Regions from separate parts of the Homo sapiens genome. Here region 2 is linked to region 1. Evidence: chromatin loops called from intact Hi-C (ENCODE). Cell type or tissue: chondrocyte. All regions are shown on one strand. Each heading gives the region's core, and the rest is flanking DNA. Links, peaks and the distances in the headings are about the cores only.

What was found. A loop is a pair of places that touch in the nucleus more often than their neighbours do. Peaks named below come from ENCODE experiments on the same cell type or tissue, not always from the same donor. Only the 100,000 strongest peaks of a DNase experiment are listed, where the experiment ranks them.
Region 2: it touches region 1 in a loop (4-fold over the local background); 1 of 110 quality-filtered maps calls a loop at or near these places.

The regions. Positions count from the first base shown.
Region 1 is chr1:114,966,565-114,978,814 of GRCh38, forward strand. It overlaps SYCP1 (synaptonemal complex protein 1), which reads left to right. Exons shown (of 32, transcript NM_003176.4): 28 at 10,993-11,052. Among named protein-coding and RNA genes, the nearest start is that of TSHB, 57 kb to the right of the region's middle. In chondrocyte, for the core only: no CTCF peak of the experiment used is centred there; no DNase peak of the experiment used is centred there.
Region 2 is chr1:114,785,759-114,798,008 of GRCh38, forward strand. No RefSeq gene overlaps it. Among named protein-coding and RNA genes, the nearest start is that of SIKE1, 11 kb to the left of the region's middle. RefSeq lists enhancers at 4,194-5,103, 5,104-6,011 and a silencer at 9,466-9,683. In chondrocyte, for the core only: no CTCF peak of the experiment used is centred there; DNase peaks (open chromatin) are centred at 5,003 and 6,004.

The DNA of each region.
Region 1 (12,250 bases), core at 1,754-9,753:
AAAGAACTTATTTAGTTCCACCTTAATTTTGTTACTTACCCAGTAGTCATTCAGGAGCAGGTTGTTTAGTTTTCATGTAGTTGTGTGGTTTTGAGTGAATTCCTGTTTTCTTTTTTCTTTCTTTCTTTTTTTTTTTTTTAGATGGAGTCTCGCTCTGCCACTGAGGCTGGAGTGCAGTGGCGCCATCTTGACTCACTGCAACCTCTGCCTCCTGGGTTCAAGCGATTCTCCTGTCTCAGCCTCCCAAGTAGCCGGGACTACAGGCATGTGCCAGCATACCTGGCTAATTTTTGTACTTTTTGTAGAGACAGGGTTTCACCATGTTGGCTAGGCTGTTGTTGAACTTCTGACCTCAGGTGATTGGCCTTCCTCGGCCTCCCAAAGTGCTGGGATTACAGGCGTGAGCCACTGCACTCGGCCTTGAGTGAGTTTCTTAATCCTGAGTTCTAATTTCCTTGCACTGTGGTCTGAGAGACTGTTTGTAATGATTTCCGTTCTTTTGCATTTGCTGAGGGTGTTTTATTTCCAATTATGTGTTCAATTTTAGAATAAGTGCTATGCGGTGCTGAGAAGAATGTATATTCTGTTGCTTTGGGGTGGAGAGTTCTGTAGATGTCTATTAGGTCTGTTTGGTCCGGAGCTGAGTTCAAGTCGTGAATATCCTTGTTAATTTTCTGTCTCATTCTTCTATCTAATATTGACAGTGGAGTGTTAAAGTTTCCTACTATTACTGTGTGGGAGTCTAAGTCTCTTTGTAGGTCTCTTAAAACTTGCTTTATGAATCTGGGTGCTCTTATATTGGGTGCATGTATTTAGGATAGTTAGCTCTTCTTGTTGCATTGATCCCTTTACCATTATGTAATGCCCTTCTTTGTCTTTTTTGATCTTTGTTGGTTTAAAGTCTGTTTTATCAGAGACTAGGATTGCAATCTCTGCTTTTTGTTTGTTTGTTTGCTTTCCATTTGCTTGGTAAATATTCCTCCATCCCTTTATTTTGAGTCTATGTGTGTCTTTGCACGTGAGATGGGTCTCCTGAATACAGCACACCGATGGGTCTTGACTCTTCATCCACTGTGCCAGTCTGTGTCTTTTAATTGGGGCATTTAGCTTGTTTACATTTAAGGTTAATATTGTTGTGTGTGAATTTGGTCCTGTCATTATGATGCTAGCTGGTTATTTTGCCCATTAGTTGATGCAGTTTCTTCATAGTGTTGATGGTCTTTACATTTTGGTATGTTTTTGCAGTGGCTGGTACCAGTTTTTCCTTTCCATATTTAGTGCTTCCTTCAGGAGCTCTTGTAAGGCAGGCCTGGTGGTGACAAAATCCCTTAGCATTGCTTGTCTGTAAAGGATTTTATTTTCCTTCACTTTAAGGTTAGTTTGGCTGGATATGAAATTCTGGGTTGAAAATTCTTTTCTTTAAGAATGTTGAATATTGGCCCCTACTCTCTTCTGGCTTGTAGGGTTTCTGCAGAGAGAGCCACTGTTAATCTGATGGGCTTCCCTTTGTGGGTAACCCGACCTTTCTCTCTGGCTGCCCTTAAGATTTTTTCCTTCATTTCAACCTTGGTGAATCTGACAATTATGTGTCTTGGGGTTGTTCTTCTCTAGGAGTATCTTTGTGGTGTTCTCTGTATTTCCTGAATTTGAATGTTGGCCTGTCTTGCTAGATTGGGGAATTTCTCCTGGATAATATCCTGAAGTGTGTTTTCCAACTTGGTTCCATTCTCCCTGTCACTTTCAGGTACACCAATCAAATGTTGGTTTGGTCTTTTCACATAGTCCCATATTTCTTGGAGGCTTTGTTCATTCCTTTCATTCTGTTTTCTCTAATCTTGTCTTCACACTTTATTTCATTAAGTTGATCTTCAGTCTCTGATATCGTTTCTTCCTCTTGGTTGATTCAGCTATTGATACTTGTGTATGTTTCACGAAGTTCTCATGCTGTGTTTTTCAGCTCCATCAGGTCTTTTCTGTTCTCTAAACTGGTTATTCTAGTTAGCACTTCCTGTAACCTTTTATCAAGGTTCTTAGCTTCTTTGCATTGGGTTAGAACATGCTTTTTTAGCTTGGAGGAGGTTGTTATTACCTACCTTCTGAAGCCTACTTCTGTCAATTCATCAAACTCAGTCTCCATCCAGTTTTGTTTCCTTGCTGGCAAGGAGTTGTGATCCTTTGGAGGAGAAGAGGCATTCTGGTTTTTGGAATTTTCAGCCTTTTTGCACTGGTTTTTCCTCATCTTCATGGATTTATCTACTTTTGGTCTTTGATGTTGGAGACCTTCAGTTGGGGTTTTTGCGTGGGCATCCTTTTAGTTGATGTTGATGATACTGCTTTCTGTTTGTTAGTTTTACTTCTAATAGTCAGGGTCCTCTTCTGTAGGTCTGCTGGAGTTTGCTGGGGGTGTACTCCAGACCCTGTTTTCCTGGGTATCACCAGCGGAGGCTGCAGAACAGCAAATATTGCTGCCTGCTCCTTCCTCTGGAAGCTTCATCCCAGAGGGGCACTCGCCAGATACCAGCTGGAGTCTTCCTATATGAGGTGTATGTTGGCCCCTGCTGGGAGGTGTCTCCCAAACAGGAGGCACGTGGGTCAGGGACCCACTTGAGGAGGCAGTCTGTCCCTTAGCAGAACTCGAGCACTGTGCTGGGAGATCCTCTGCTCTCTTCAGAGCTGGCAGGCAGGAACATTTAAGTCTGCTGAAGCTGCACCCACAGGTGCCCCTTCCCCCAGGTGCTTTGTTCCAGGGCATTTCTCTCAGAGATGCCCTGCCCAGAGAGGAGGAAACTAGAGAGGTGGTCTGGCTACAGTGGCTTTGCCATGCTGTGGTGGGCTCTGCTTAGTTCGAACTTCCCTGTGGCTTTGTTTACACTGTGAAGGGAAAACCGCCTACTGAAGCCTCAGTAATGGTGGACTCCCCTCCACCTCCCCCAACAAGCTCAAGCATCCCAGGTTGACTTTAGACTGCTGTTTTGGCAGTGAGAATTTGAAGCCAGTGGATCTTAGCTTGTTGGGCTCCATGGGGATGGGATCTACTGAGCAAGACTACTCGGCTCCCAGGCTTCAGCCCCTTTTCCAGGGGAGCGAACAGTTCTGTCTCATTGGAGTTTCATGTGCAACTGGGGTACAAAAACAAACACCTTCAGCTAGCTAGGTGTCTTCCCAAACACCCACCCAGTTTTGTGCTTGAAACCCAGGGCCCTGGTTGTGTAGGCACCCAATGGAATCTCCTGGTCTGTGGGTTGCAGAAACCATAAGAAAAACATAGTATCTGGGCCAGGTAGCACCATCCCTCATGGCACAGTTCCTCATGGCTTCCCTTGGCTAGTAGATGGAGTTCCCCGGTCCCTTGCACTTCCCAGGTGAGGCAACACCCACCCCTGCTTCTGCTCGCCCTCTGTGGGCTGCACCCACTGTCTAACCAGTCCCAATGAGATGAACTGGGTATCTCAGTTGGAAATGCAGAAATCACCCACCTTCTGCATTGGTCTCACTGGGAGCTGCAGACCAGATCTGTTCTATTTGACCATCTTGCCAGCCCCCTGTCCCCATATTTTCTTTGTCTTTGTTGGATTGGATTAATTTGAAAGCCTTGTCTTTGAGCTCTAAAGTCTTTTCCTTTACTTGTTCGGTTCTATTGTTGAAATTTTCCAGTGTATTTTGCATTTCTGTAAGCATGTCTTTCATTTCCAGAAGCTGTGATTTTTTTTTATGATATCTGTTTCTTCAGAGATTTTTTTTCAATCATATCCTGTATTATTTTTTAAGTTTCTTTAAGTTTGTTTTCACCTTTCTCTGGTGCCTCCTTGAGTAGCTTAATAATCGACCTTCTGAATTCTTTTTCTGGCAATTCAGAGATTTCTCCTTGGTTTTGATCCATTGCTGGTGAGCTAGTGTGATCTTTTGATGGTGTTATAGAACCTTGTTTTGTCATATTACCAGAATTGTTTTTTTTTTTTCTAGTTTGGATAGACTATGTCAGAGGAAAGATCTGGGACTCAAGGGCTGCTGTTCAGATTCTTTTGTCCCATGGGGTGATCCCTTGATGTGGTGCTCTCCCTCTTCCCCTAGGGATGGGGCTTCCTGAGAGCATGACTGCAGTGATTGTTATTGCTCTTCTGGGTCTAGCTACCCAGTGGAGCTATCAGGCTTTAGGCTGGTAGTGGGGAGTGTCTGTGAAGAGTACTATGATGTGATTCATCTTCAGGTCTCTCAGCCGTGGCTACCAGCACCTTCTCCAGTGGAGGTGGCAGGGCAGTGAAGCAGACTCTATGAGAGTCCTTGGTTGTAGTTTTGTTTAGTATGCTGGTTTTCTCAAATGCTGGTTATGCTGGCAGTGAAGTTGTGATGTGAACAAGTTCAGGACCTCTGGTTAGCCAGGGTGTTACAGCCGGTGGAATTAGATGTTGTTTTCCCCTTCCTTGGAGTAGGGTTGGTCTGTTATGAGTTGCTGTAATGCCTTGAGTTGGTTGGCTTCCAGCCACATGGTGTTGTCTTTAAGAGAGCAACATCGATGGTAGTGTGGAGGGATACAAACTTGGCCTAACATCACCTGGATAAGTATTCAGGTTTCTCAGGTAATGGGCAGAGCCATAGAGCTCCCATGAATTTATGTCTTTTGTCTTCAGTTACTACGTCAGGTAGAGAAAAACCATCAGGTGGGGGCAGGGTTAGGCGTTTCTGAGCTCAGACTTTCCTTGGGCAGGGCTTGCTGCTGCCACTGTGAGGGGTGGGGTAGTGGTTCTCAGGCCAATGGAGTTATGTTCCAAGGGGGATTATGGCTCCCTCTGATGCTTTGTACAGTTCGCCAGGGAAGTAGGGGGAAAGTTGGCATTGACAGGCCTCACCCAGCTCCCACACAGCCAGCAAGGCCAGTTTCACTCCCTCTGTACTCCCACAACAGCCAACAGAGCCAAATTTATATCCAGACCTCCAGTGTGTAGGGCTGAGATCTTGCTCCAGCAGCTTTCAGTACTTCGCCATTCAGTATGATACTAGCTGTGAGTCTGTCATATACGGCTTTTATTATGTTGAGATACATTCCTTCTATACCCAGTTTTATTGAGGGTTTTTATCATGAAGGGATGTTAAATTTTATCAAAAGCTTTTTCAGCATCAATTGAAATGATCATATGGTTTGATATGATATATCACACTGATTTATTTGTGTATGTTGAATCATTCTTGCATCCATGGGATAAATCACACAGCCATGATGAATGATGTTTCAATGTGTTGTTGAATTTGGTTTGCTCGTATTTTTTGAGGATTTTTGCATCAATGTTCATCCGGGATATGGGCCTTTAGTTTTCTTTTTTTGATGTGTCTTTGTGTCTGGTTTTGGTTTAAGGGTACTACTGGCCTCATAGAATGAGTTTGGAAGTAACCCCCTCTCCTCTATTTTTCAGAATAGTTTGAGCAGGGGTGGTATTAATTCTTCTTTAAATGTTTGGTAAAATTTTGCAGTAAAGCCATTGGGTCCTAGGTTTTTCTTTGCTGGGAGACTTTTTATTATAGCTTCAATCTTGCTAGATGTTATTGATTTATTCAAGTTTTGGATTTCTTCATGGTTCAATCTTTGTAGATTGTATGTGGCTAGGAATTTATTTATTTTTAGGTTTTAAAATTTATTGGCATATATTTACCTCATAGTAACCTCTAGCGATCCTTTGAATTTCTGTGGTATTGATTGTAATGTCTCCTTTTCCTTCTCTCATTTTATTTATTTGAGGCCTCTCTCTTTTTTTCCTTAGTCTGCCTGGCTAACGGTTTGTCATTCTGTTTATCTTTTCAAAAAAGTAAACTTTTTGTTTCGTTGATCTTTTGTATCATTTTCTTCAATTTCATTTATTTCTGCTCTGATCTTTATTGTTTCTTCTACTAACTTTGGGTTTGGTTTGCTCATGCTTTTCTAGTTCTTTAAGATGCATCATTAGGTTATTTGAAGTTTTTCTTCCTTTTTGATGTAGGTGTTTATAGCTATATACATCCCTCTTAGTACTGCATTTGCTGTATCCTTTAGATTTTGTTGTTGTATTCCAATTATTTGTTTCAATAAATTTTTTGATTGCCATTTTAATCTCCTCTTTGACCCACTGGTCATTCTGGAGCATATTGTTTAAATTCCATGTGATTTTATAGTTTCCAAAATTCCCTTTGTTATTGATTTCTGGTTTATTTCATTGTTGTCAGAGAAGATACTTGATGTGATTTCCATTTTTGAATGTTTAAGACTTGTTTTGTGGCTAGCATATGGTCTGTCCTTAAGACTGATTCATGTGCTTAGGAGAAGAATGTTTATTTTGCAACTGTTGGATGAAATATTTATAAATATCTATTAGATCCATTTGGTCTATAGTGCAGATTAAGTCCAGTGTTTCGTAGTTTTCTTGTTATGTATTTCCCTCAGGCTTCAGATCTTTTTACCAGCTCAGTGTAGAGCCCTGGGGCCTGTGTGTCTATCTGATAGGATAAGCCGTGGTTATTTATTTTTGCCATTTTACGTCTCTTCAAGCTCTTGTTATGTCACTTGCACAGCTTTGTGAGTGAAAAGATATAAATATGATTTGGGATATTCTGCTTACAGGGTGATGAAAGGAGCCCAGAGAAAAAGATAAAATTTACCTGGTGCTCTTAGTGAGTCTCTTTTTGTGCTTTGTATTCTTTTAGAGGAATCTTCTGTTTAAGAAGTTTATCTTTTGACTTTATGTCTAGTATGTTCTGTTTATTGGCAAGGATAACTAATTCTTTATGGTTGTGGTTGTGCTTCCTTTCTCCAATCGAGAGAGACCAAAATATAAACTTAAGTGGTTTTTTCCTGCTGATCACTCATTATGCATTTTCTAGGCATCTTTTTCCTGGATTGCCTATTTATGTCCTCAAATCTCTTCTTACAAAATTCAGGTATATTAGTGACCTTTACTTTCATTATTATATGTTTTCATTTTCTTTCACCAATACTATACAAGTAGTAATAGGGTGAGGAGCCACAGTGAGTAGGGTGAAATGAGCACATTTGTATATTGTGGCTCTCTTACTGAGCCTCACTAGTATTACCGATTATAGCATGAGATTGTATGTTTTTGTTGTTGAATGTATTTTTGCCAGTTTTTAACTACTTTTGTTTCTTTCCTCTCTTCCTGTCTTGCTTTTTTGTTGTTGTTGTTAGTTTAGGAGAAGGAAGATTTTGTAAGCTGGCTTTACCATCTTTACCAAGAAGTTTGATTTACTGTATTATTTCAATTATGTGTACTTCAAATTTCTTATATATTTTTTCTGTTTGATCAGTCATGAGCTAAAAGGAGTTAAGGGTTCTATTACTATTATCTTTCTCTTCCTTTTGAATTCTCTACTAATTTTGCATTGCATATTTTGATGAATACTATTTGTTGTATAAAAGTTTATACTAATTCATTGTTTTTTTTGGAAATAGTATACTTTATTTTTGTATTTTTGCCCCAAAGTCAGCTTTATCTGGTATTCATATTGTGACCCTCACTTTCTTCTTGTATTTGTCTCCTGTGTTTTTGTCTACTTTTTATTAACCTTGATTGAATCTGTAATCCAAGAGTCTTTTTTTGACTAATAGGCTAGTTTTCCTGATTGTATTTGTTGATATGATATGTATCAGTTTTGATTTATTCTTGTGTTTCTGTAATAAACTCTATTTGGTTATGATGTATTTTTAAAATGTGATGTTAGATAATGCTGGCCAATATTTTATTTAGCACTTTTATGTTGATATGCATAAGTTGAATGGTTTGTACTTTAACTTTGTTATTGTGATAAAAACATATAACATTAAGTGCACCATCTTAACACTTTTTAAATGTACAGTTCAGCAGTGTTAAGTATATTCATCCTGTTGTGCAACAGATCTCTAGTAGTTTTCCATCTTGTAAAACTAAAAGTCTATACCCATTCAACACGAATTCCCTTTTCCTCTTCCTCCCAGTCCTTGGCAACCACCTTTGCACATCCTGTTTCTGATTTTGAATACTTTATATGAGTGGAATCATACAGTATTTGTGCTTATGTGACTGGCTTATTTCACTTAGCATAATGTCCTCGAGGTTTATCTATGTTGTAGTATGTAACAGGATGCCCTTTTTAAAGGCTGCATAATATTCTATTATATGTGTATACCATCTTTTCCTTATTATTTTTCTTTTGATGGACATTTGAGTTGCTTCTACCTCTTGCTATTGTGAATAATGCTGTAATGAATGTGAGTGTGCAACTATCTCTTTAAAATCTTGCTTTGAATTCTTTTGGATATATTTCCAGAAGTGGGATTCTTAGATCATATGGCAACTGTATCATTAATTTTCTGAGAACCTCTATATTGGCTGTAGTGACTGTACCATTTGACATTCCCACACAGCAGTGCATAAGGATTCTAATTTCTCCACATCCACATCAGCATTTGTTATTTCCTATTCATTTGATAGTGGCCATCCTAATGTGTGTAGGCAATATCTCATGTGGCTGTGATTTGCATTTCTCATATGATTAGCAATGGTGACTATTTTTAATATGCCTGTTGGACATTGTATATCTTCTTTGGTGGTTTGATTATTCAAGTCTTTTGCCCATTTTTGAATTGGGTTAATAATAATTTTAATCCAATTTTTGTGTTGTTGAGTTGTAGGAGTTGTTTATGATTCTGGATATTAACTCTTCATTGATTATATATCTTAATAATGTTTTTGTCATCTTATTTTTCACTACATATTCACTACATATTTTCTTTCTTATTCTCTAAAGTAAGTGTGTGTGTGTGTGTGTGTGTGTGTCTTACTTTGGTTGATTTGGAAGGTATATGTAGTCTTTTAAATTAGTTTATTGATTACCTTTATATTTTAAAATAATGTATCTAATACTGTCTCCTGTTTCATATTGCCCTACATATACAATTTTAGTATTTATTATTTTACATTGTCAAGATTGATAAAAATGTATATTCTATTATTTCACTATGATTCCTGTATCTCTTTAACTTGAGCTTTATATTTACATAGATTCAGCTCATCTTTTATATGCAACTTTTTTCCAAGTTCTCAGTCAATATGACAATCCCCACTTTACCTATAAGCCCATTGGTATAGGAAACTGTTACTAGATGACTGTCTTAACTTCTAATTAAAATAGATTGGCTTTTTGGGATTATGATAAATCATTTTTCCTATATCTTTCATTAATTTGATGGGGCCTTAATCTCTGCCTAGCAATGTGAAATTTGTTTACTATCTTGATATGGAGAGAGAGATTCAAAGTTGGTCCTTTCAACTTTAAAATCTCTTACTCTGTGACTCTGTGGTCAGAACAAACATGGGGATTATTCCTTTTATTGAGTTTGTTCAAACTATATTCTTAGAATCTAAAAAAATGAGCACAAGATAGGTTTATGGTTCCATGGGCTCACCATGAAGTAGACTCTGATAAAATTCTAATTATTGCTTGATGCTGATATGCTTGCACTCTGACCAGTGAAAAAATAGTGGCATTATAGATTCCCAATAATTAATGTTAGTTGATGTGCAATTACCCATGTCTTAATATTTTAATCCTTGGTGCACAAGATAGTAGGAAGGATGCAGTATGTATTTGTGATATTATTTCAGAACTTTTCCACTAGAGTACCAGGCTTCCTTTTTATTCAAAAGGCTATAGGCTGATACGTTTATTTAGATCCAAAATTTGGTTACAAGGTTGTCATTCTCTACTCTGGTGATCAAGTCAACTCTCTGTTTGCCAGGCCGTATTATAGGAATATCTTACTTATTCAGATTAAATAGGAACCTTAGTGGTCTGGCCATCTCTTTGGTTTAAGGGAACTGATGATTATTTAGCTACCACTAAAGATACGCATTCTTGTATGAGCTGTTTCATACCTTGGAAACATATATTATATTAGAAGAGACTTTACCAAGATCTCCAGACGAGGAAAAGTCAGAATTGCAGAGACAGTGCAGTTGTAGGCGATGGTTTCTCCCGTCTGTCCTCTAGAAGCCAAGATACATATTCTGAGAGTCATTACGATATTGCTGGTTTAGAAAATGTGCTTTGTCCTAAAAGACAGCATTCCAGCCCCTTAGAGTAGACTCCAATTGTCACTATAACTGAAGATCAACCATTGGTAGGTTATAGGATACATAATAAGAACAGTAAATACTATTGCATCAGTTTACAGCCAGCTTCTTTCATAGTGAAGTGAGTTCTGTGATTAGGAGCAATGCTATGGGAGAGATAACATGGTGTATGCAAGGTATTCAGTGAGGATAGATACTGGCATAGACATCATGGGCGAGTTTTACTGCCTAAAATTCTGCACACTTGGAGATTTTTACTTTCTAAGACCTCTAATACTCCCTGGAGTTGTAAAAATTTTGTGCTTCAGATGGTTGTCATATTACAGGCACCCTACATATTCATTTATGTAGGCCAGGCTTTTCTTTTATCTTACTGAATAAATTCTATCTAATGATATTAGCATATCACTCTTTCCATTCTGACCACAGCTCTCCTTTCCATTTTTATCTTGACTATACACATACCCAAAGTCTAACTGAACTGCACCTTTTCTCAACATGCATAGAAAAATCTAATTCTGCCTGTAAAGGCTCACAATATTTTAGATCTTTTTGCAACTTTTCACAGCTTAGTTACTTGTGCGTATCTCTCATTCTGTAATTTGTTCCATTAGCTTTATTTTACAAATAAGAAAGCTGAGATTCAGAGTTTTAAGAGACTTATTCAAAAGTCCACAGATATACACTAGAGACTGATTAGAATAAAGGAAGAGATAATCAAAACCAAATAATACCTCTGTAGAAAGGAACTAACTTTTCTTTTTTTTCTTTTTATTACTTTATAAGATTGAGAGGTTCGTCATCTTTCTTTGTTAATACTTACTAGGAAAGATTTTGATAATATTCATTTGTGATCATTGTGATGTTTATGTTACTTGTACTTGATATTTATTTTTAATAGGAAAAACTCAAAAGAGAGGCAAAAGAAAACACAGCTACTCTTAAAGAAAAAAAAGACAAGGTAAGAGCATATAATTCTCATAGTTTTAAAATACCAATTCATTTTCTAACTTCTACTTAGAAATGATTTTTTGTTTATAAGTAGGAAAATAACATTTTACATATATCATACAATTTCATTTTCTAAATTGTTTCTTGCTATTTATTAATTCAAAAGCATTTTAGCTAAAAATTTCAAAATTTTGTCATTTGGAGATTTGGAGAAGGTTTCAGTCTAATGCAGAAACAAAAAAGAAGAAAAAAAGAAGGTTTCAGTCTTTCTCTACAATTCTTATTATAGTTTTAATTTAATTAGGTACCTCTGTGTTTCTCTCTTAAGAATTTTTTAATGTTAGAGGCAAAATATTTTCATAAACAATTCTAAAGTTTATTTAGATTATGTCTAATTTTGGGTTTTGAGGGGGCTTAATAAATGACATCCTGTTTTCCTCACTTATATTCTGAACCAATTGAGAAAGACAAGGGAGAATAAAAATAATATTTTTATTATTGAAGACTTTATTAAAAAGTATCAATATTTTAAATACTGGAGAATGCAGTTTATATTTGAAGGCAATAGGATCTCTTAATCTTGAAATCCCAAATTAGACAAATTTATCTTCTGCCACAAGTAGAGCTTGACTAGCATAGGTCTACCCACTTGATCATCTGCTCTTGTAAAACTTAGGGTATAAAGGAGAAGAGCAGAATTTATGTGTAATTCTAATAGTTCTCAAGGGGAGTAATAAGGAAGAGGCTGAGCTGTATGTGTCCAGCTTCTCCTTTTCTTTAAATTCACCAATCACATTAAGTAATTTTTTCTCCCCTAAGGAATCAGGAAGAGGTTTGGAATGTTACCCTAGTGGTACTCCCTACATATGGAAGGAAACATCAGTCATAGAGAAGAAGAATACCCCTCAGCTTCTAACCTATTTGATAATATAGGATCATTGCAGAAGAATTTTGATTTAGCAAATTTTTGGTTAAAATGATTAAGAATTTTCTTTACATATAGTGATATAATCTCCTAAGTTCCCACAGAGGTTGCTCTGATTATAGTTAAACTGGAAGGAAATGACACTCAGAGTAGTTTGAGAACAGTTCATTATATTTTATTACACTTGAGTTAAAAGAGAATAAAGGAAAGATGCACTGAACCTGTGAGTGAATACTGAGTGCTTTGTATGTTCCAGACACTGTGCTAGACACTTGAAAACATT
Region 2 (12,250 bases), core at 1,152-9,151, 180 kb before region 1:
GATGCCTCCAGCTTTGTTCTTTTGCTTAGGATTGTCTTGGCTATATGGGCTCTTTTTTGGTTCCATATGAAATCTAAAGTAGTTTTTTCTAGTTCTGTGAAGAAAGTCAATGGTAGCTTGATGGGAATAGCAGTGAATCTATAAATTACTTTGGATAGTATGGCCATTTTCATGATACCAATTCTTCCTATCCATGAGCATGGAATTTTTTTTTCCTATTTGTTTGTGTCCTCCCTTATTTCCTTGAGCAGTGGTTTGTAGTTCTCCTTGAAGAGGTCCTTCAGGTCCCTTGTAAGTTGTATTCCTAGGTATTTTATTCTTTTTGTAGCTATTGTTAATGGGAGTTCACTCATGATTTGGCTCTCTGCTTGTCTATTATTGGTATATAGAAATGCTTGTGATTTTTGCATATTGATTTTGTATCCTGAGACTTTGCTGAAGTTGCTTATAAGCTTGAAGAGTTTTTGAGCTGAGATGATAGGGTTTTGTAGATATACAATCATGTCTTTTGCAGACACAGAAAATTTGACTTCCTCTCTTCCTATTTGAATACCCTGTATTCTTTCTTTTGCCTGATTGCCCTTGCCTGAACTTCCAATACTATGTTGAATAGAGTAGTGAGAGAGGGCATCCTTGTCTTGTGCCGGTTTTCAAGGGGAATGCTTCCAGCTTTGCCCATTCAGTACGATATTGAGTATGGGTTTGTCATAAATAGCTCTTATTATTTTGAGATACATTCCATCAATACCTAGCTTATTGAGAGTTTTTAGCATGAAGGGATGTTGAATTTCATCAAAGGCCTTTTCTGCATCTATTGAGATAATCATGTCATTTTTACATGGTTCTGTTTATGTGATGGATTATGTTTATTGATTTGTGTATGTTGAACCAGCCTTGCATTCCTGGGATGAAGCTGACTTGGTTGTGGTGGATAAGCTTTTTGATGTGCTGCTGGATTTGGTTTGCCAATATTTTATTGAGAATTATCACATTGATGTTCATCAGGGATATTGGCCTGAAATTTTCTTTTTTTGTGTTGTGTCTCTGCCATGTTTTGGTATCAGGATGATGCTGGCCTTATAAAATGAGTTAGGGATGAGTCCCTCTTTTTCTATTGTTTGGAATAGTTTCAGAAGGAATGGTATCAGCTCCTTTTTGTACCTCTGGTAGAATTCGGCTGTGAATCCACCTGGTCCTGGACTTTTTTTGGTTGGTAGGCTATTAATTACTGCCTCAATTTCAGAACTTGTTATTGGTCTATTCAGGGATTCAACTTCTTCCTGGTTTAGTCTTGGGAGGTTGTATGTGTCCAGGAATTTATCCATTTCTTCTAGATTTTCTAGTTTATGTGCAAAGAGGTGTTTATAGTATTCTCTGATGGTAGTTTGTATTTTTGTGGGATCAGTGGTGATATCCCCTTTATCATTTTTTATTACATCTGATTGATTCTTCTCTCTTTTCTCCTTTATTAGTCTTGCTAGCCGTCTGTCTATTTTGTTAATTTTTTCAAAAAACCAGCTCCTGGATTCATTGATTTTTTGACGGGGGTTTTTTTTTTGTCTCAATCTCCTTTTTTGCTCTGATCTATTTCTTGTCTTCTGCTAGTTTTTGAGTTTCTTTGCTTTTGCTTCTCTAGTTCTTTTAATTGTGATGTTAGGGTGTTGATTTTAGATCTTTTCTGCTTTCTGATGTGGGCAATTAGTGATATAAATTTCCCTCTAAACACTGCTTTAGCTCTGTCCCAGAGATTCTGGCATGTTGTCTCTTTATTCTCCTTGGTTTCAAATAACTTATTTCTGCCTTAATTTCGTTATTTACCTATTAGTCATTCAGGAACAGATTGTTCAGTTTCCATGTAGTTGTGCAGTTTTGAGTGAGTTTCTTAATCCTGAGTTCTAGTTTGATTGCACTGTGGTCTGAGAGTCTGTTGTCATGATTTCCATTCTTTTGCATTTGCTGAGGAGTGTTTTACTCCCAATTATGTGGTCGATTTTAGAATAAGCGCTATGTGGTGCTGCGAAGAATGTATATTCTGTTGCTTTGGGGTGGGTGGAGAGTTCTGTAGATATTTATTAGGTCTGCTTGGTCTAGAGCTGAGTTCAAGTCCTGAATATCTTTGTTAATTTTCTGTGTCATTGATCTATCTAATATTGACAGTGGGGTGTTAAAGTCTCCCACTATTATTGTGTGGGAGTCTAAGTCTCTTTGTAGGTCTTTAGGAACTAGTTTTTATGAATCTGGGTGTTCTTGTATTGGGTGCATATATATTTAGGATAGTTAGCTCTTGTTGTTGTGTTGATCCCTTTGCCATTATGTAATGCCCTTCTTTGTCTTTTTGATCTTTGTTGGTTTAAAGTCTGCTTTATCAGAAACTAGGATTGCAACCCCTGCTTTTTTTTGCTTTCCATTTGCTTGGTAAATATTCCTCCATCCCTTTATTTTGAGCCTATGTGTGTCTTTGCACTTGGGATGGGTCTTCTGAATACAGCACAGATAGGTCTTGACTCTTATTCCAATTTTCCAGTCTGTGTCTTTTAATTGGGTCATTTAGCCCATTTACATTAAAGGTTATTATTTTTATGTGTGAATTTGATCCTATAATCATGATGCTGGCTGGTTATTTTGCACATTAGTTGATGTAGTTTCTTGATGGTGTTGTTGGTCTTTATATTTTGGTGTGTTTTTGCAGTGGCTGGTACCAGTTTTTCCTTTCCATATTTAGTGCTTCCTTCAGGAGCTCTTGTAAGCAGGCCTGATGGTGACAAAATCTCAGCATTTGCTTGTCTGTAAAGGATTTTATTTGTCGTTCGCTTATGAAGCTTAGTTTGGCTGCATATGAAATTCTGGGTTGAAAATTCTTTTCTTTAAGAATGTTGAATACTGGCCTCCACTCTCTTCTGGCTTGTAGGGTTTCTGCCGAGAGATCTGCTATTAGTCTGATTGGCTTCCCCTTGTAGGTAACCTGACCTTTCTTTCTGGCTGCTCTTAGCATTTTTTCCTTCATTTCAACCTTGGAGAATCTGACGATTATGTGTCTTGGAGTTGCTCTTCTCAAGGAGTATCTTAGTGATGTTCTCTGTATTTCCTGAATCAGCATATTGGCCTGTCTTGCTAGGTTGGGGAAGTTCTCCTGGATAATATCCTGAAGTGTGTTTTCCAACTTGGCTTTATTCTCCCCGTCACTTTCAGGTACCCCAATCAATCGTAGGTTTGGTCTTTTCACCTAGTCCCATATTTCCTGGAGGCTTTGCTCCTTTTCTTTCTTTCTTTCTTTCTTTCTTTCTTTCTTTCTTTCTTTCTTTCTTTCTTTCTTTTTTTTTTGAGATGGAGTTTCGCTCTTGTTGCCCAAGCTGGAGTGCAATGGCATGATCTTGGCTCACCATAACCTCTGCCTCCTGGGTTTAAGCAATTCTCCTGCCTCAGCCTCCTGAGTAGCTGGGATTACAGGCATGTGCCACCACACCCAGATAATTTTTGTATTTTCAGTAGAGATGGGGTTTCTCCATGTTGGTCAGGCTGGTTTCAAACTCCCGACCTCAGGTGATCCGCCTGCCTTGGCCTCCCAAAGTACTGGGATTACAGGCGTGAACCACCACGCCCAGCTGTTTGTTCCTTTTCTTTCTTTCTTTCTTTTTTTTTCTAATCTTGTCTTCAAGCCTTATTTCAGTAGTTGATCTTTAATCTCTGATATCCTTTCTTCTGCTTGATTGATTCGGCTATTGATACTTGTGTATGCTTCACAAAGTTCTTGTGCTGTGTTTTTCAGCTCCATCAGGTCATTTATGTTCTTCTCTAAACTAGTCATTCTAGTTAGCAGTTTCTATAACCTTTTATCTAGGTTCTGAGTTTCCTTGCATTGGGTTAGAACTTGCTCCTTTAGCTCAGAGGAGTTATTACTCACCTTCTAAAGCCTACTTCTGTCAATTCATCAAACTCATTCTCCATCCAGTTTTGCATGCTTGCTGGAGAGGAGTTGCAATCATTTGGAGGAGAAGAGGCATTCTGTTTTTTGGAATTTTAAGCATTTTTGCGCTGTTTTTTCCTCATCTCCATGGATTTATCTACCTTTGATCTTTGAGGCTGATGACCTTTGGATGGGGTATTTGTGTGGAGGTCCTTTTGTTGATGTTGATGTTGTTGCTTTTTTTTTTTTTTTTTTTTTATTCACAGATGACATGGTCTTTTTTGTTTTTTGTTTTTTTTTTTGTTTTTTTTTTTTTTTATTGATCATTCTTGGGTGTTTCTCACAGAGGGGGATTTGGCAGGGTCATAGGACAATAGTGGAGGGAAGGTCAGCAGATAAACAAGTGAACAAAGGTCACTGGTTTTCCTAGGCAGAGGACCCTGCAGCCTTCCGCAGAGTTTGTGTCCCTGGGTACTTGAGATTAGGGAGTGGTGATGACTCTTAATGAGCATGCTGCCTTCAAGCATCTGTTTAACAAAGCACATCTTGCACCGCCCTTAATCCATTTAACTCTGAGTGGACACAGCACATGTTTCAGAGAGCACAGGGTTGGGGGTAAGGTCACAGATCAACAGGATCCCAAGGCAGAAGAATTTTTCTTAGTACAGAACAAAATGAAAAGTCTCCCATGTCTACCTCTTTCTACACAGACACAGCAACCATCCGATTTCTCAATCTTTTCCCCACCTTTCCCCCCTTTCTATTCCACAAAGCCGCCATTGTCATCCTGGCCCGTTCTCAATGAGCTGTTGGGCACACCTCCCAGACGGGGTGGTGGCCGGGCAGAGGGGCTCCTCACTTCCCAGTAGGGGCAGCCGGGCAGAGGCGCCCCTCACCTCCTGGACGGGGCGGCTGGCCGGGCGGGGGGCTGACCCCCCCACCTCCCTCCCGGACTGGGCGGCTGGCCTGGTGGGGGGCTGACCCCCCCCACCTCCCTCCTGGACGGGGTGGCTGCCGGGCGGAGACGTTCCTCACTTCCCAGACGGGGTGGCTGCCAGGCGGAGAGGCTCCTCACTTCTCAGACGGGGCGGCTGCCAGGCGGAGGGTCTCCTCACTTCTCAGACGTGGCGGCCGGGCAGAGACGCTCCTCATCTCCCAGACGGGGTGGCAGCCAGTCAGAGGCCTCCCCACATCCCAGACGATGGGCGGCCGGGCAGAGACGCTCCTCACTTCCTAGATGTGATGGCGGCCGGGAAGAGGCGCTCCTCACTTCCCAGATGGGATGGCGGCCAGGCAGAGATGCTCCTCACTTTCCAGACTGGGCAGCCAGGCAGAGGGGCTCTTCACATCCCAGACGATGGGCGGCCAGGCAGAGACGCTCCTCACTTCCCAGACGGGGTGGCGGCCGGGCAGAGGCTGCAATCTCGGCACTTTGGGAGGCCAAGGCAGGCGGCTGGGAGGTGGAGGTTGTAGCGAGCCGAGATCACGCCACTGCACTCCAGCCTGGGCGCCATTGAGCACTGAGTGAACCAGACTCTGTCTGCAATCCCGGCACCTCAGGAGGCCGAGGCTGGCGGATCACTCGCGGTTAGGAGCTGGAGACCAGCCCGGCCAACACAGCGAAACCCCGTCTCCACCAAAAAAATACGAAAACCAGTCAGGCGTGGCGGCACGCGCCTGCAATTGCAGGCACTCCGCAGGCTGAGGCAGGAGAATCAGGCAGGGAGGTTGCAGTGAGCCGAGATGGCAGCAGTATAGTCCAGCTTCGGCTCGGCATGAGAGGGAGACCGTGGAAAGAGAGGGAGAGGGAGACCATGGGGAGAGGGAGAGGGAGAGGGAGAGGGACAGGGAGAGGGAGAGGGAGAGGGAGAGGGCAATGTTGTTGCTTTCTGTTTGTTAGTTTTTCTACTAATAGGCCCCTCTTCTGCAGGTCTGCTGCAGTTTGCTGGAGGTCCACTCCAGACCCTGTTTGCCTGTGTATCACCAGCGGAGGCTGCAGAACAGCAAAGGTTGCTGCCTCTCCTTCTTCTGGCAGCTTCATCCCAGAGGGGCACCGGCTTGATGCCAGCTGGAGCTCTCCTGTATGAGGTGTCTGTCAACCCCTGTTGGGAGGTCTCTCCCAGTCAGGAGGCACGGGGGTCAGGGACCCACTTGAGGAGGCAGTCTGTCCCTTAGCAGAGCTCAAGCGCTGTGCTGGGAGAATGCTCCTTGTCAGGATCTGCTGCACTCTTCAGAGCTGGCAGGCAGGAATATTTAAGTCTGCTGAAGCTGTGCCCACAGCCTCCCCTTCCCCCAGGTGCTCTGTCCCAGGGAGATGGGAGTTTTATCTATAAGCCCCTGATGGGGCTGCTGCCTTTCTTTCAGAGATTCCCTGCCCAGTGAGGAGGAATCTAGAGAGGCAGTCTGGCCACAGCCGCTTTGCCACACTGTGGTGCGTTTGGCCCAATCTAAACTTCCCAGCCTCCTTAGCACTGTCAGGGGAAAACCGCCTACTCAAGCCTCAGTAATGGTGGATGCCCCCCCTACACCAAGCTTGATCATCCCAGGTTGACATCAGACTGCTGGACTGGCAGTGAGAATTCCAAGCCAGTGGTTCTTAGCTTGCTGGGCTCTGTGGGAGTGGGACCCGCTGAGTGAGAACACTTGGCTCCCTGGTTTCCGCCCTCTTTCCAGGTGAGTGAACAGTTCTGTCTCGCTGGGGTTCCAGGCACCACTGGGGTAAGAAAAAAAAAACTCCTGCAGCTAGCTCGGTGTCTGCCCAAACAGCCGCCCAGTTTTGTGCTTGAAACCCAGGGCCCTGGTGGTGTAGGCACACAAGGGAATCTCCTGGTCTGGGGATTGGATTGCAAAAACCGTAGGAAAAGCATAGTATCTGAGCCAGATAGCACAGTCCCTCACGGCTTCCCATGGCTCGGGGAGGGAGAGACCCCTGGCTGCTTGCGCTTCCCCGGTGGGGTGATGCCCCACCCTACTTTTGCTCGCCCTCTGTGGGCTGTCCCCACTGCCTAACGAGTCCCAATGAGACAAACAATATACCTCAGTTGGAAATGCAGAAATCTCCCGCCTTCCGTGTTGGTGTTGCTGGGAGCTACAGACTGTAACTCTTCCTATTTGGCCGTCTTGCCAATCTCTGGGGATCATTCTTTAGAAAGACTATTGTAAACACTTCCTTTTAAATTATAGCTAACTCGGCTGGGTGTGGTGGCTCACACCTGTAATCCCAGCAATTTGGGAGGCTGAGACGGGTGGATCACGAGGTCAGGAGATTGAGACCATCCTGGCTAACATGGTGAAACCCTATCTCTACTAAAAATACAAAAAATTAGCTGGGTGTGGTGGCGGGCACCTGTAGTCCCAGCTACTCGGGAGGTTGAGGCAGGAGAATGGCGTGTACCTGGGAGGTGGAGCTTGCAGTGAGCCGAGATTGTGCCACTGCACTCCAGCCTGGGTGACAGAGCCAGACTCTGTCTCAAAAAAAAAAAAAAAAAATTATAGCTAACTTAATCACACACAAAATTCCTTTGATAAATTCTCCTTCACTATCCTTGTCATAACTTACACGTAACTATGACATGCTTGGGGTTCCTAATTTGTCCTCTTTCCTAAATAATCAGTCATTTTGCTTTAGGACAAAAATTTACCGTACAAGATCCTTTTTCATAAAAACTATTCTCTTTTCTTTATGGCATTCCTTACCAAAAATATGCCATAACTTTTTTCACATCTCGCTCCCCTACTTACTGATTTTTTAACCTTCTTCAATAAATAACTTTCAAGTAACCTCCAAATGACACAATTTTTTTCAATAAGAACACAACTTACAGAAGCGTATATCAGCTAGAATACTTATCCTTTGAAACCTTAAATTTTAGTGCAGAAAACTCTGAACTGTCTGATGGATGTTAGCATTTTATAGATGAAACCATTCCACAGTTTTAGAAATATGTTTTTCTATATCATAAGCTTTTCTTAATTGGAAATTACCCAGACATTAAATGAGAATTTATTACTTAATTCAAAATAATTAAAAAATTTAAAATTATACATAAAGTCCACTTATAAGCATTTATCTTACTTACATGTACTCAATTTTTTCATTTTAACAGTTTCTCTAGATTACTTGTGAAAACCGAGATATTACACAAAACTAATTATTATTTGAATTTATTTCCCAGTTAATCATTTTTAAAGTCGGAATAGCAGGTGAACACTTAAGTAAGAACCTTAAAGTTAAATGCCTTTTGCTGTTAACTCAGAAGATTCAGCTATTTTCATTGAACCAACAATATTAAATTAGTCTTATTTGACAAAAAAAATCACACAAAGATTATTCTGTTTTTGCCTGGGTTTATAGTCTCACAACCTTTGTGACAAACCCTGACATCTTAATATAGAGACAGAGACAAATATAAAATCATTTGTTCAATAAACTCAGACAAAAATGTATGCTGACAATTCTGATGACATTTCTATTTTTACCAATTTTTTTTTTGAGACAGAGTCTCACTGTTGCTCAGTATGGAGTGCAGTGGCGCAATCACAACTCACTGCAGCCTTGACCTCCCCAGGCTCAGGTAATCCTTCCAGTTCAGCCTCCCGAATAGCTGGGACTACAGGCATGTGCCACCACACCTGGCTAATTTTTCTATTTTTTGCAGAGACTGGGTCTTGCTACATTGCTCAGCCTTGTCTAAACTCCTGGGCTCAAGCTATCTTCCTGCCTTGACCTCTCAGAGTGTTGGGATTATGGATGTGAGCCACCATGCCTGGCCTATTTTTGTCAATAATTTTAAAGCCAGTTTTATTTACCAGAGATTCATGTAAATTTGAAAAGCATTTGGACTTAATTTATGAGTACCCATTTACTTTTAAGCCAGTTTTGTAGCATGCTAGACACAACGTATAACATAATACATGTACATACCCATAAGCTTATCAAAACATGTATACATACATGCACAAAGGTCCAATAGCTTTTACCTCAGAACCCTAGCCTTAAGATAGCAATACAAACTCACCACTTTACAAAAGATAGCTGAATCCAAATTATTTTTCTGATGAAATTGGAACCTGTTCACATGGCTAAAACCTGATAGGTAATCTAAGGAAAGCTGTGGACCAGAATTTGGGTAAAGCAGTTTTCATGGCAGTTTTGATTTTAAAAACATCTTTTACCTCTTTTTTTTCTGTCAGTTTCAAATAAGTTTCTAATGTTTCCATTTTAGCCAGAACTGGCTGATGTGTATAAGAAAAATGAAATCTCCAAGTAACCTTGAAACAGTAAGTTTTATTTCAACACCAGTAGCTTAATAACAGGTTCAAAGTAGGCAGAAAAGAAAATAAATTGATAGCTTTAGAAGACTTCTTAACTTTATAGTTGCAGGCTAACCATTTGAACTGTGAATTTTCCTTAGTATAATTTGCCCATTAGTTAAAAATGTGCACAAAAACTGGCAATAATATATAACCAGCTGGAGTCCCAGATAGTCTAGGAAAAAGTTCACATGCTTCCCCACTACATCCCCCAAAGCTTGACACAGTTACAGGAAATACTCTGGATTCCCCAAAAGGATGACAATATCAGGGGCCAGGAGATTGAAAACTGTTACTCCCCAAGAAGGACAGGAGCAGCCTCTCTTGCTGCCTTCTGACAAGCAGATGAGACTGGTCTTATTGGGTGGGACAGAGACTGTGCTAAAGTACTCTGGGATGGAGGGGTAACAGTAAACAGAGACACAAACACAAACAGATCTGATGTAGACCCAGCATTCCAAATTGATCCTAAAGAGGGAAGACTGGAGAAAAGTCCTGAGATCTTGTGTGAAACCCAGGTGGCACCACAGAGTGACCTGCATTCAGTCCAGATGTCACAGAGGCCTACACAGCACCACAGATGACCTATACCAGGTCCATGTAGGGGAGACATGAAGGGGAGAGAAGGGAAAATCCCCAAGACAAAAGCAGTCTTGGCAACTGCTGGGAATTCCCTAAGGTCCCAGCTGTGAGGTCAGCTAGCCATGAGAAGCTGGAGTTTGCAAGTGGACTCTGTCCTGCCCAGTAGCATGGGTGGGTAAGCCCTGGTGCACGCCACAGCCAATTGCTCCACTCATTGGAAACCAAGTGTACAGGTTGAGTCGATCAAAATACACAGTTCCTTACCTGGGGCACCAGATTTGTAACCAGAATGCCCTTTGGCCATTCCCCAACTGCTAGCATTAGTCGCTAATGCTAAAGTTGCTCTTCTTTCACCACACCTTGCTTCTCCTGTATTTGGCCTCTGAGTGCTGAGCAGTAGGACTTAAGCCAGTCACACTATGACCATGAGTGTACAAATATTCTTTAAGTCCCTGCCTTCAGTTCTTCTGGGTAGATACACAGAAGTATAACTGGGGAGGCATGAAGTTGAAAGGAGTTCTACATTTCAAGATAATCCAACACTTCCACCTCACCCATCAATAAACCAATCTTTAGTGTTGTTTTGTGGAAATTATACAAATTACCCAAGACCGCTTTTACTTGTTCTGAATTATTTTCATTCTGGTCTAATTTCCGTCTGTCTCCTGTTTCTTGGCTACATTTGCTCCTTATTATTTCACTCTTGCTCTTTGGGCCAGAAAGCAATTGTGGGTCTCCCTAACTTTATGCTCAACTCTCAGACTACCCTATTTACAATTCCACTTCTGCTTCTTTTTGGGTATATACCTTGCCCCAGAGATCCTTTGAGGATTGAAATGCCAAATCTGACCCACAAGGCAGTGTTCCTGCCACACCTGAACTCTAGTGAGGGAGGGACTTGTACATTTTATTGCAAATTCCTCTTCCAATACCATGCCCATTGCTATAGCCATACCACACAGACAGGATAACAGGCTTACTTTTGTCACTGAACATGAGAAATGCTGCAGAAGTATGGGAGTACAGGGCTCTGCAAGTAGAAGGTGAGCCCATTGGTCCAATAACAGAGGCAAGGGCAGAGCTACTGTACTTTATCTGGCCAGTACCACTCACACAGCTCCTTTGAGTCATGTCCACACATCCATACCATACCTGTTAATGCCACCTCTGGAAAAAATTTTCAATAATTCAAAATGCAAATCTTTATAGAAACTTATAATCTATGGTGGGAAGCATAGATGGAAAGCATTTCATGTCCCATACTGCATTTACTAAGTATCCTATTTTACTCCTTTCTCCTTTCCCATATGGTCAGTTTTGAGCTCTCAGAGCTGGTTTTTTCCCATATTGATGCCAATTAATGGCTGGTTTTCTAGGACTTAGGCTTGAAAAACCAAAGGCCTTCATAATTATGGTGAAAGAAATACTAACAAGATAAGGAGAAATGTTTAGTCTTCTCCAAGAAGGTCAGTAAATAGATACTAGTTTGTATCATAAAATTCTCCTTGTAAATATTAATTTTAATTAAGAGTCTTGTAAGACACTATGACTTCAGAGATTGTTGCTGTGGCCTCTGAAAGTAACCTTTAATATCTAAAATTCTGTAATTCTGATTGGTTGTCTTGATAATTTCTTGTCCTGGTAATAAATTTTAATTGAGTTCCCTATTTTCTAAAAGGTTTAAATACACATTGTAGTAGATTGAATTGTGTTTCCCTAAAAGATGTGTCCAAGCTATAACTCCTAGTACCTGTGAATGTGGCCTTATTTGGAAAAAAGGTCTTTGAAGATATAATTAAGGAAGGGATCTCGAAATGAACTCATCCTGGATTAGAGTGGGCTGTAAATCCAACGACAGATGTTCTTATGAAACAAAAGAAGAAGACACAGGGACACACAGGAGAGAATGTCATGTAAAGATGGAGGCAGAGACTGGAGTGGTGTCTATAAGCCAAAGAATGTGAAGGATTTCCTCTAGCCATCAGAAGCTAGGAGAGAGGCATGGAATGAATTCCATCAGAAACTCCAAAGTAACAAACCCTGCTGACACCCTGATTTCAGACTTTTGGTCTCTATAACTGTGAGAGAATAAATTTTTGTTGTTTTAAGCCACACAGTGGTAATTTGTTATAGGAATCCTAGGAAACTAATATATACATATAAGGTTGATTTCTGTAAATGAAATGACAGGGAGTATATGGGAACTTTCTATTCTTTCTCAGTTTTGCTGTGAACTTAAAACTTCTCTTAAAAAATAAAGTTTTTTAATGGTTAAAAGTCATCTACATCTTTCATTGATTGCTTAATGATAATAACATTATATTTGCCTAAGTAAAAATGATATAATTGTTACTCAAAAAGGGTATTATAGCATTTCCTTTTCAAACCAAAAGAAGACTGTTGGCTCTTCCTGCTTCTTTCACATACCCGGGGGGAAAACTAAAACCAACA